2 separate regions of the Homo sapiens genome follow, and region 1 is linked to region 2. A link is an interaction called in ENCODE POLR2A ChIA-PET data of the cell type or tissue named here. Cell type or tissue: HepG2. All regions are shown on one strand. Links, peaks and the distances in the headings refer to the core of each region. The heading gives the core; the rest is flanking DNA. Region 1 has its middle 37 kb from the start of FAM222A. Region 2 overlaps MVK (mevalonate kinase).

The links. Peaks named below come from ENCODE experiments on the same cell type or tissue, not always from the same donor. Only the 100,000 strongest peaks of a DNase experiment are listed, where the experiment ranks them.
Region 1: POLR2A ChIA-PET joins it to region 2 with 5 read pairs; 4 of 35 experiments call an interaction of 5 or more read pairs at or near these places.

What each region holds. Positions count from the first base shown.
Region 1 is chr12:109,674,594-109,679,961 of GRCh38, reverse strand. No RefSeq gene overlaps it. Among named protein-coding and RNA genes, the nearest start is that of FAM222A, 37 kb to the left of the region's middle. In HepG2, for the core only: no CTCF peak of the experiment used is centred there; no DNase peak of the experiment used is centred there; H3K27me3 peaks cover 1,685 bases.
Region 2 is chr12:109,584,294-109,589,661 of GRCh38, reverse strand. It overlaps MVK (mevalonate kinase), which reads right to left. Exons shown (of 11, transcript NM_000431.4): 6 at 3,537-3,640; 7 at 2,863-2,908. Among named protein-coding and RNA genes, the nearest start is that of MVK, 13 kb to the right of the region's middle. In HepG2, for the core only: no CTCF peak of the experiment used is centred there; DNase peaks (open chromatin) are centred at 641, 1,021, 2,511 and 3,011.

The DNA of each region.
Region 1 (5,368 bases), core at 236-5,235, 90 kb before region 2:
GGGGATTTGCTTACCAGTCGGGAAGCAGCCTATCCTGCTGCCTGCAGCCTGGAGGCCTCCCAGATAAAGCATAAATCACTGGTGCCCACTGGGCAGGTGGGAGGGCAGGAAGCACCCGGAAGAATGAATGCTCTCCTGCTCAGTCTCCAGACGCAGCCCTATGGACACCTTTCTCAGTGGCTTGTGGGAAAACAACAGGACTGAGAATTAGGACACAAGGGGAATTCATCCTGGCTCCACCACAGACTTACTGTGGAGCTTTGAGGAAGTTCCTTTCCCCCTCTGGACCTTAGTATTCAACTCTCTCAAATAGGACTACTTGTTCCTTTTTCTTCATAGGTTTGTTACAAAGAATCATAGGATAAACTGTATGGAAACATTTAACAATTGTTATTATCTCAATTATTACCATATTGTTACTATGTTGCTCCCATGGAAGCCCCATTAAGTAGAGCTCAGGGGCTGGTGACTTTCCAGTGGGCTGGCAGCTTTAGACAATTACCCTCAAGGCTATAGATTCTATTGTCAGAAAACGGATCAAAGAATTTTCCAAAGAAGCCACATGATATATGGAAAAGCCCAGGTTCTGAAGGCATCAAACCTTGGTTTGAATCCTACACCTGCCACTTATTAGCTGAAGGGACTTGGACAAGCGACCTTTCCCCTCTGAGCCTCAGTAAAGCAAGGTGAATATAATTGTTTAGCTGTTGTTATGAGGTTTAAATAAGATTACATTCTAGAACACCTGGCACATAAGTAGCTGCCTGATAAAGGTTAGTTTGTCCCCCACAGAAAGTTTGCTGCTGAACTAGGTTTACAAATCAGATTTCCTAACTTTTTACTCAGCTTTTTGCTGAGACCTCAGAAAGCCTTGGAGAACCGCCAGGTCTCTGTTAGTTGAATCATTGCCCCCACCCCTAGTCCCCCACCAGGAGGCTTATGCAGCCTGGACCTGGAAGAAGACCCCTTGGGAAGTGCTCTATCCCGGGGGCTGCGGGGACTGCCTGATGAAGACAGAGCCATTTGCTAATACCATGTGGCTGCTGTGACAGTCTGTTAATGCCATTTACAACGTGCTGTAATTATGTCTCACACATGCTGGCGGCCCAGCCAGCAGGAACGTTCCCTGGGAGGGGCCTAGGAAAGATTCCTTTAGCAGGACTGGGGGCTGGTCTTCCTTAGAAGTCTGCGGACCTGGGGGGCTGGCAGCCACTGTGAAGGAGAAAAAATTCTTCCCCTTGATCTAGCAGAACCCATCGAGGAGAGTGTCATGCACATCAATGTCTTCATGAAGGCCCCTGGGGTTGTGCACTGCACAGCCTGCCCAGCCCTACTTGGCTGCTCTAGGCATCTGAGAAAGAGTTCATCCCTGCTTGGACCTGGGGTTTCCACCCTGAATTGCTGTGGAACTTTGCACAAGCCATGGCCCCTACCTGGGCCTCAGTATTCCCTTCTATAAAATAGGGATACGGGGAAAGATGAGAGAAATGTGCTAGAGCAGTTCTTACCATTTTCTGTAGCATCTTCCTAGAAAAATGCACATACATCCAATCAAAATGTAGCGTGATTCTCAGGGGGCTCATGGGCCACCAAAGTCCATCATGAAGCTCCAAGGACCCCAGGTCAAGAATCTTAGTCTAGATAATTTTATGGCATTATTACCAATATGTTTCAGCCTATTTCTTCATCTGGATTCTGAGGTTGCTGTTTGCCAGATGTTGCTGCCATGTTGTTTGGGACATAGGTATTCACGACAGTTATCTGTTCATCCTGGATTGGGCTCCTTATCATAAAGTTCCCAGGTTTGTCTCTAATGCTTTTTGCCCTGGATTTTATGGGCCAGCTAATTTCTGGCCCATTAAACTGGGCTGTCCCAAACTCTGGCATTCCAGGATCCTTGATAATTGGTGATAGTCAAGATTCTTGAGGTCTGGTCAAAACAGCCCAGCTTGGGAATCAGAGAGATCTAAGGAAGACTCTCTCTATACTTCCTTGTTGGCAAGCCACTCAGCTTCCCTGAGCCTCAACTTTCCCTTCTAGGAAATGTGTTGCCATTAGGGTTGGGTGCATGGATGTCCCTCAGGTGCCTAGCACAGAGTAAGCACTCAACACCTGCTAATTTTTCTGCCACCCTCACCACCCCCTTCACCCCCCTTCACACTGAGCTCACATTTTTCTTTCCCTTTCCTGGAAGGAGCTGAAAAGGAGTCTTGGGGAAAAGCTCTCAGGAATGGGGAAGCCTATTTCCAAGTCATTAGTCCCCCAGTGTCGGGCTGCAGGATGGATTTTGATCAAGAGCAGGGTGACATTTGGCAAAAGTTGCTGATGAGGGATTGAATGATTAATCGTCATGACAACCGGGCTGGAGTAATGACAGGGATGCAATGGCGCCCGAGTTAAATACAAAGCGGCCCTGCGAGCCGGGGCGGTAAATTACTAGGCATGTCACTGCTGTGCTTTTGGAGAAAGCGGCCGTGCGTTCCTAATGAGAGGTTAACTGTGTCCCCAAAGTAATTACAGCCGATTGAAGAGGTGGCTGGTAATTAGAGGATTAGCAGTGATGAGGCTCACCTGCATGGTTGCCATAGTGATGGAGAGTGGGTGGGGTGGGGATGCAAGGAGGGTCCAGACCTTTCCCCAAGGCAGGTGGCAGAGGCCTCTCTGATTGCATCAGCCTTGGTGTCTGCCACTGATGGGACAGGCCCTGGAGAACTAGTGGGCAAGCTCTAAGGCTCTGCCTCAATGGCTGGACCTCAGTCTCCCAATCTGTAAAAAAAGGGCTTGAACCCACTCAAGAACATGGAATAGCAAAGCTGGAAATCTGGAATGTGCCGGCAGAATCCAAATAGTCTTAATTTGCTATGCTCCCCCAAGCCTGACATTGCTGGGACCCAGGAAATCACACACAAATTCCACATCTTGGCTAAGTGACTCAGGTCAAGGATCTGGGTGTGAGTTCCATTTCTTCACCTCTAAAATGGGGATGATAATGGTTCCCACTTCAAAGTGTTGTTTGGAGAATAAAATGAAATCACAAGTGCAGAGCACCTAGGATAGCTCTTACCCCACTGCAAGAGCTCTGGAAATATTAGTGGCTACAATCACCTGTACAATGACCTCCCTTTCTCCTCCACGGACCTGCCGTAGCTGGGAGCAGGGAGGGGACTGGAACTCAGTCTTTTCTTGGGGAATGAGCTGAGCCCTCTACCATGCATGATAGATGACAGGGAACTCCAGGGGAAGGAAGTAGGCACCACTTTTTGCTCACTTGCTGTGTTTCCTCATTTGAGTCTCCTTGCCTCTCTGAGCCTTCTAGTCCTGCCTGAGAACTCTGTTGGGTGAAAGAAATGACATGCTGGATTTGTAGAGCACTTACAAGATGCCTGATCCTCACTAGGCACTTCATAGCTATGATTTAACTCGATCCTCCACATAACTCATACAACACTAAACACTATTTTGCCTCTTTTTTTTTTTTTTTTTTTTTTTTTTTTTTCAGAGACAGGGTCTCACTCTGTCTGCCAGGCTGGAGTGCAGCGGTGCAATCATAGCTCACTGTAACCTGGAACTCCTGGGCTCAAGCAATCCTACTGCCTCAGCCTCCAGAGTAGCTGGGACTATAGGTGTGCACCACCACACCGGCTACTTTTTAAATGTTTTTTGTAGAGATGAAGTCTCACTGTGTTGTCCAGGTTGGACTCAAACGCTTGGCCTAGAGCAATCCTACCTCCTCCCCAAATACAATGATTACATGCATGGGCCACTGTGCCTGGTCTATTTTGCCCATTTTTGAGAGGTGGCTCAGAGAGGTGAAGTGACTGGCCCAGAGGCACACAGCTGGAGCATGAGAGAGCCAAGATTTGAACCCAGGGTGGTCTAAATGCTTCACACTTTCTACCATACCAGGGGCCTCTTTTTGTTCTAGGAAGCCAGGTCCACCACGTCTATCTAAGGAGGTGGGCAACCCCTCCATGGGCAGAGTTTGAGAGAGGGGTCTCCCTGGGATTGGTCAGGGTTTTTATGACCTCATGCAGCCCGGGAGGTCTGTACTGACTGAGTAGGTGGCTGTTCTGGCCGCTGGTGGAGTCTCCTCAGTGTCTGGTGTGAGATGCTGGGGTTTCGGGGGATGACAGTGAAATCCCCCAAGGGGTCCCTGACTTGGTTGCTGGCGATGCCTGGAGTCCAGGCACAGCCCTCGGCAAAGCCACCAAAAGCAGTGGCTTAATTATTCCATCCATAAATGATAAGCCCTGTTCATTTCCAGTCTTCATGACAAATTTATGGCCTTATTTAATGTGCTCACTGCCCGACCTTCCCTGGCATCACAAGAAAACGGGGGCCCCTTTCTGGAGGGCGCAGTGGGTGGTTCTTGCTACTGCAGCCTCTAGGCCAGGCACCTCTTCCTACTCCCCCACCCCCCAAACCCAGGAGCAATCAAGGCCTCTGATCCCAGGTCGGCCCTGCCTGTTGCAGTTTGCAAACCCATTTTCTCTGCTTGACTTCACTGGGGAGACATTGGAGCATCAAAGTTAAAGGCAGAGACTCTGGAGTCAAGAGGACCCAGGTTCAAGTTCCAACTCTGTTATTTCTGACCTGTGTGTCCTTGAACGCGTTCCTTGCCTCAGGTTCCTACACATGAGGATGAGATGAAACAGGTGGGAAGTGCTTCTATGTAGTGAGTACTCAACACAGGGTAGTGCCTATTCCTGTTATGGGGTCTTCACGTACAATGTATTTGATTTGTGTCTGTGTGTGTGGTGGGGAGCACTGCTTAGGGCTTGGTGACCCTGAGATGGGTCACATCTTGAAGTAGGACACTCAGACTAAGCCAACACGCCCAGCTTCTTCTCTGCACAGAGAAGGCTGCAAAAATGCTGGCTGCAGGCCAGGTGCAGTGGCTTGTGCTTGTAATCCCAGCACTTTGGGAAGCTGAGGCAGGTGGATCACCTGAGGTCAGGAGATTAAGACCATCTTGGCCAACATGGTGAAACCCCATCTCTACTAAAAATACAAAAAAAAAAAAAAAAAAAAAAAAAAGCTGGGCGTGGTCGCATGCACCTGTAGTTCCAGCTACTCAGGAGGCTGAGGCAGGAGAATCGCTTGAACCCAGGAGGCAGAGGATGCAGTGAGCCGAGATCGCGCCACTGCACTCCAGCGTGGGTGACAGAGTGAGACTCTGTCTCAAAAAAAAAAAAGTGCTGCCTGCAGAAGCCCAGCCCGGGGTAACCAGTAGTCTAGGTTCCAATGTCCGTCCCACCTCCAGCTCTGGGCTGGCCTTGGTGACTCTTGCCTCACCCAGGGCCTCAGTTTCCTCATCTGTCACTGGGTCCACCAGCATAACTCTTAGAGTTGCCACAGGCCAGAGATT
Region 2 (5,368 bases), core at 141-5,140:
TTTATCTCACTGCCCATAAGCCCATGAAATTAATATCGATTCTCAGCCTTGGAGGCTGGCTTTTTTTTTTTTTTAACTTTACAAAAGATGAACATTCTATTTGGCTTTTCTCTTCCCTTCTAAGACAAGCCATTCCTCAAAAGGGCAGCGTTCTGGGAGGCCGCATCTTGATCCACTTCACAAACAATGCATTTTTTCTTTACAGAGAGGCACCACGCATGGTTGGTGGGGGGAAGCTCCTTAAGCCATCCATGGGATTAACGTGGAGTCTGGCCCCCAGCTTCTCTGTGAAGCCGCCATCTGCTCCCGTGGCACCCCACAGCAGGCAGCAAAGGTTGGTTTGCTCCATGCTCCCATCTAGCCAGGCGGGAGGAGTTTGGGTGTTGCATCTTCATCTTTCTTAGACAAGTCCTCTGCAGACAGGCCTGTCACCAGCCCCACCAGATCCAGGGCTCATACCCATCCAGCGGCCACCACGCAGGGGGTAAGCCTGGTAAGCGCTCCTGTGATCCGGGCTTGGCCACTGCCCCAGCCTCTTCTTCTCTCCTCGCTCCCCAGGCTGCTCACTCCACTCAGCCACTCTGACCTCCCAGCTACTGTGTCACACGGCAGGCAGCGTGCTCGTCTCAGGACCTTTGCACCGCGCTTCCTCTGCCAGGGACCAGCCCCGCCCCATAGCGGCGTGACTTATTCAGGTTTCTGCTCAATGTTCCTTCACCAGCAGCCCCCGAACCCCCATCCAATCGGACCCCTCCTTCTCTTTGTAGCCTCTGACCCTGCCTTGTTTCCTAAAGGTGCTTAAGACTGCCTGATATGCTCTCACAGACAACTGATTTTTTCTCCTCTCCCAACAAAGTATGAGTTCCACGGAGGCGGGGCTTTGTTTTGTTCCCTGCGGAGGCCCCAGTACTCAGCACGCAGTAGGTGCTTAATGATACTTGTGGAAAGGATGAATGAACTCGGCCAGCAAACAGGTAAGCACTTCAGAGCCACCGCTTCTGATTGTATGTTCAAGATCCCCCTAAGTAAACAAGGAGCTGGAGGTCTGGGAGAAGTGACTCACCTGAGGGCACCAGCTGGCAAGTGGGAGAGCTGGACTCAAACCTAGGCCTGTGGACCCAGCGCCTCCGCCCAGCACACCAGCAACGCCTGGCCATTCCCCTGGCCGTTCCCCTGCCCGCCCCCCTTGGAAACCTCCTCATTCATCTCCTGATGCCCCCAGTAGACCGTACACTCGGTGCCCAGCCCACGTCTTCATCAGTTTTCTAGCTCCAGGGCCTAGTCCAGTGCTTAGGCCACAAGTGGCTCTCAGGAGACACTGAAGGAATGAAATGCCACCACTTCCATGAATGATTCCCCAGGCTCGCAGCCAGATCTAAGACGCCTGTCACTGTCACCCACAGCAGCTTCACAACCCTTCAGGTGTCTTCTCTCTGACGATTCCAGTGACCGCCTTCCCCATCAGACCGTGGGCTCCTGAAGACAGGCCGGGGCCCGGGCATTTGAGACTCCCCCACATGATCCAGCTCTGGTTCCACATGGATCCGGGGCGGTGGCAGACCAGCTTCACCTCGGCACCCGAGGCTCTCCTGACGACTGCTGGAGCAACCCGAGGAAGCTGTTCCACGCTCCTACTGGCTTCTGCGGAGTGCAAAGGTCGGCGGCAAGGGTGATTCTGCCTCCCAAGGGACACTAAGCAATGTCTGGAGATGTTTTTGATTGCCACGCTGAGGGTGCTACTGGCATCTAGTGGGTAGGGGCTGGGGATGGCTACAATGCACAGGGCAGCCCCACCACAAAGAATAACCCAGCCCCAAATCTCAATAGTGCCAATGCTGACAACTCTGACGTACAGCCTTGGAAAGGGAGGCATGACTGAGCTGGGACAGAAAGATCCCAGAGAACTAGCCGGGGGCCCAGGTGTGGCGCTGTGGCAGGCCAGGTTACTGAGCCACTAATGGAGTGGCCCAGCTGGTGGGGGCTGCAGGCCAGGACCTGCCACTCATCCATGAAGACCGCCCTGAGTAAAGAGGAGAGAGCCCCAGGACCCTTACTGATGCGAAAAGGCCCATGGAGGTGGCAAAGTGCCCTGGGACAAACACCACCCCACAACTTGATCAAGGGCTTAGGGAACAGTCAAAAAGGCACCTGGCTCCCCTCTGCCATGCGTTTCATTCCAGGCACCCAACAATTCTGCCGTGGGTGCAAACAGAACAGAGGATGCTGAAATCGCAAACAGAACAGAGAATGCTGAAATCGCACATGCACGTTTGTGATTCCAATGATTCCAGCGGGAGGGACACAGAAACATAAAACAGGCTGAGAGTCTCCAAATGTCACTTCTGCTCCAAGCCCCTCCCAAGCCTCCCTCCCGCTTCCATCCTGCCTCTGCCCTGTGTGCCTCCATCATGGTGACTCTCACATTGTCCTGTGGCGGCTTTTGTGTGTGTCTGGCCCCACCCCCACAAGCAGACTGAGAGTCCTTGGAAACTGTACCCAAGCTTCATCTCTCCATTCCTACGCCCCAGTGCAGCATCATCGGGAACACAGGAAGTAATGGATTCTTGTTTACTAAGCAAATACAGGAATGAATGAATGAGCAGCTGAGAGTCTACGGGCACAGCCATGCATGACTTTCCCTTTCTGATATCTCTGCAATTTAAGAGCTGAAGGGGAGAAGGAGAGAGCAGGTCTTCCCCACCACCCCTGCTTCCTTGCAGCTAGTGCACTGTGAGGGCCACATTGGGGGATGAAGAGCCAGGGACACCTGCCTCCTATGGTACTTCCCAAAGGTGCAGAGCTCTGCCCCCTGCACACATCAATGCAGCCATGGCTGAATGTGCTGCTCCACCCCCAGGTTACCTCTTTAAGGATGAAATCTTCCCTTGATGGTATCGGAGGGCTCCTCCTAAAGAGAAAAACCAGTGGGTCAGAGCTGTGGGAAAAGCTAACATATCTGTGCTACTTGGGAGAGAGGTTGAACTTTGGGTTGGGTTCATTTTGCCCCATTCAGGAAAGAGGCTAAGTAATGAGTCAGCCCAGCTTCAGTTACAAAAGGTGCAGGAGGGCAAAAGGTCCCCGAAGCCCCACCAGGAAGCTCTTGCCAGGCCTTGGATTCCTGGGTCCCCCTCCCTCCAGACTGTCCAGCTTCCCCCGACAAGCCACATGGTGAAGGTGGGGCCCAGGACACAGCATCTGGGCCCTGTAAGCAAGAGTTCTTGCCAGAGGGGAGGCCACCTGGATGGTGTGCAAACTCCACGGCAACGGCTCTGCATCCTGAACCTACAACTCTCTTGGGGAGCTCGTGGAAGCTGCAGCTTCCCAGGCCCCAGTTCCACCCCCGGAGATTCTGATTCAGGGGGTGTGAGACAGGGCCCCAAGATTTCTCCCCATTCCCCCCAAAATAGGAAAATGCTATTTTTTCCAGAATCCATTGATTCGATTCCTCCCAAACCAGCACAGACTCTTGGGCACCTACCATTGTAATAAGAATTTTTAAAATAACAACAATAAAATAAACCTGAGGCCACACCTACCCCAGGTGCTGACAGCATTGTCCACTCCGGAGGGGTTCCCGTGAATCATTCTCTCCCCTTGGAAGGCCCACTTGTTAATTAGCTCCAAATCCTCCTTGGTCCACCTGAAGACACAGATGTTCATCTTTACTGTGGCAGTGAGGAGTGGGGCTGGGGAGGGGTCACCTGGGGCTGTGCTGGGCAGGCCAAGGGGCATAGGAGCTTGGGCCCTTGAGCTCAGAAAGAACAAGTCCACTCTGAACCTCTCCAGCTACGGAGCGTGCCAAGTGTGCGCCCTTCCCTCTGAAGCCCACCTGGCGCAGTCAAAACAGCCTGGGCTTTGGACTCCCGTGGTCCTACTTTGCCTCTTTTTTTTTCTTTTTTTTTGAGACGGAGTCTCACTCTGTCACCCAGGCTGGAGTGCAGTGGTGCAATCTCAGCTCACTTTCTCCCGGGTTCAAGCAATTCTCCTGCCTCAGCCTCCCGAGCAGCTGGGACAACAGGTGCACACCAGCACGCCCAGCTAATTTTTGTATTTTTTAGTAGAGACGGGGTTTCACCATATTGGACAGGCTGGTCTCGAACGCCCGCTTTGGCCTCCCAAAGTGCTGGGATTACAGGCATGAGCCACCGCACCTGGCCCCTGCATTGCCTCTTACTAGCTGAGTGACTCTGGGCCTGTTATCTAACCTCTCTGAGCCTCATTATCCTTCCCTGGAGAATTGGAACCCCCACCCTCCTCAGAGGCTAGCTGCATGTGTGTCTAATGATGGCAAGGTGTCCACAAGCAGCAGGTGGCAACTGCCACTATAACAGACCTCTGCATAAGCGTCCACACCTGAACCAAGCCTGCCTTTAAGAAGAACGGGCAGAGGTGTGACTCTTTCCCAGGGCCCTGCAAGTAGATCCAAAGCACGATCATTATGAATTCAAATCCCAGGAGCCCCAGAGACCCCTGGAGGGGCCAGGCTCGTCCCAACCATGTCTGGATCTCTCCCAAGCACGTGGCCTCACTGCCTTCCATGGACCAGGTGTGGGCTCACAAACAGTTTAAATGAACAGACCCAAAACACATGAGTATGGAACAAGACAAAATGATCAACCCCACTTCCCCACTCTTTTCTCTCAGCTTTTGTTTCCTTTCTGCAGATTCCCTTCCTCATGAAACAGCAGAAGCTAAAGGTGGTTTTCTGACCTCTGAGAATGATGTGGCTCAGTGGCAGAGTTATGGAGTAAGCAGTCAGCCTAGTTTTGTTTTTTTGAGATGGAGTTTCGCTCTTGTCCCCCAGGCTGGAGTGCTGTGGCACGATCTCAGCTCACTGCAACCTCTGCCTCCTGGGTTCAAGCGATTCTCCTACCTCAGCCTCCCGAGTAGCTGGGATTACAGGCGCCTGCCACCACGCCTGGCTAATGTTTGTATTTTTAGTAGAGATGGGTTTTTGCTGTGTTGGCCAGGCTGATCTCGAACTCCTGACCTGAAGCGATCTGCCTACCTCAGCCTCCCAAAGTGCTGGGATTACAGGCGTGAGCCACCGTGCCCAGCCAGTGAGCCCTTTTTGGAGCCCATCCTATCACTGACTCACTGGGCATCTGTGAGCAACTGCTTCACCTTAAACCCTGTTTTCTCATCCATAAAACAGGGATAATAGTGTCTATCTCACTGAGGATATTGAGATGGAAAAAATACACAAGTGCTTTGTGTAATGCCCAGGAGATAGGATGTGCTCCCCTCAAAATAGGCCGTCTGGGGTCACAGCGCCTGGGGGCCTGGTTCAATCACTTACTTGCTGTGAGCCCTGAGCAAGTCAATTACCTGCTCTGAGTCTCTTTCTTCATCTGCCAAATAAGGATTT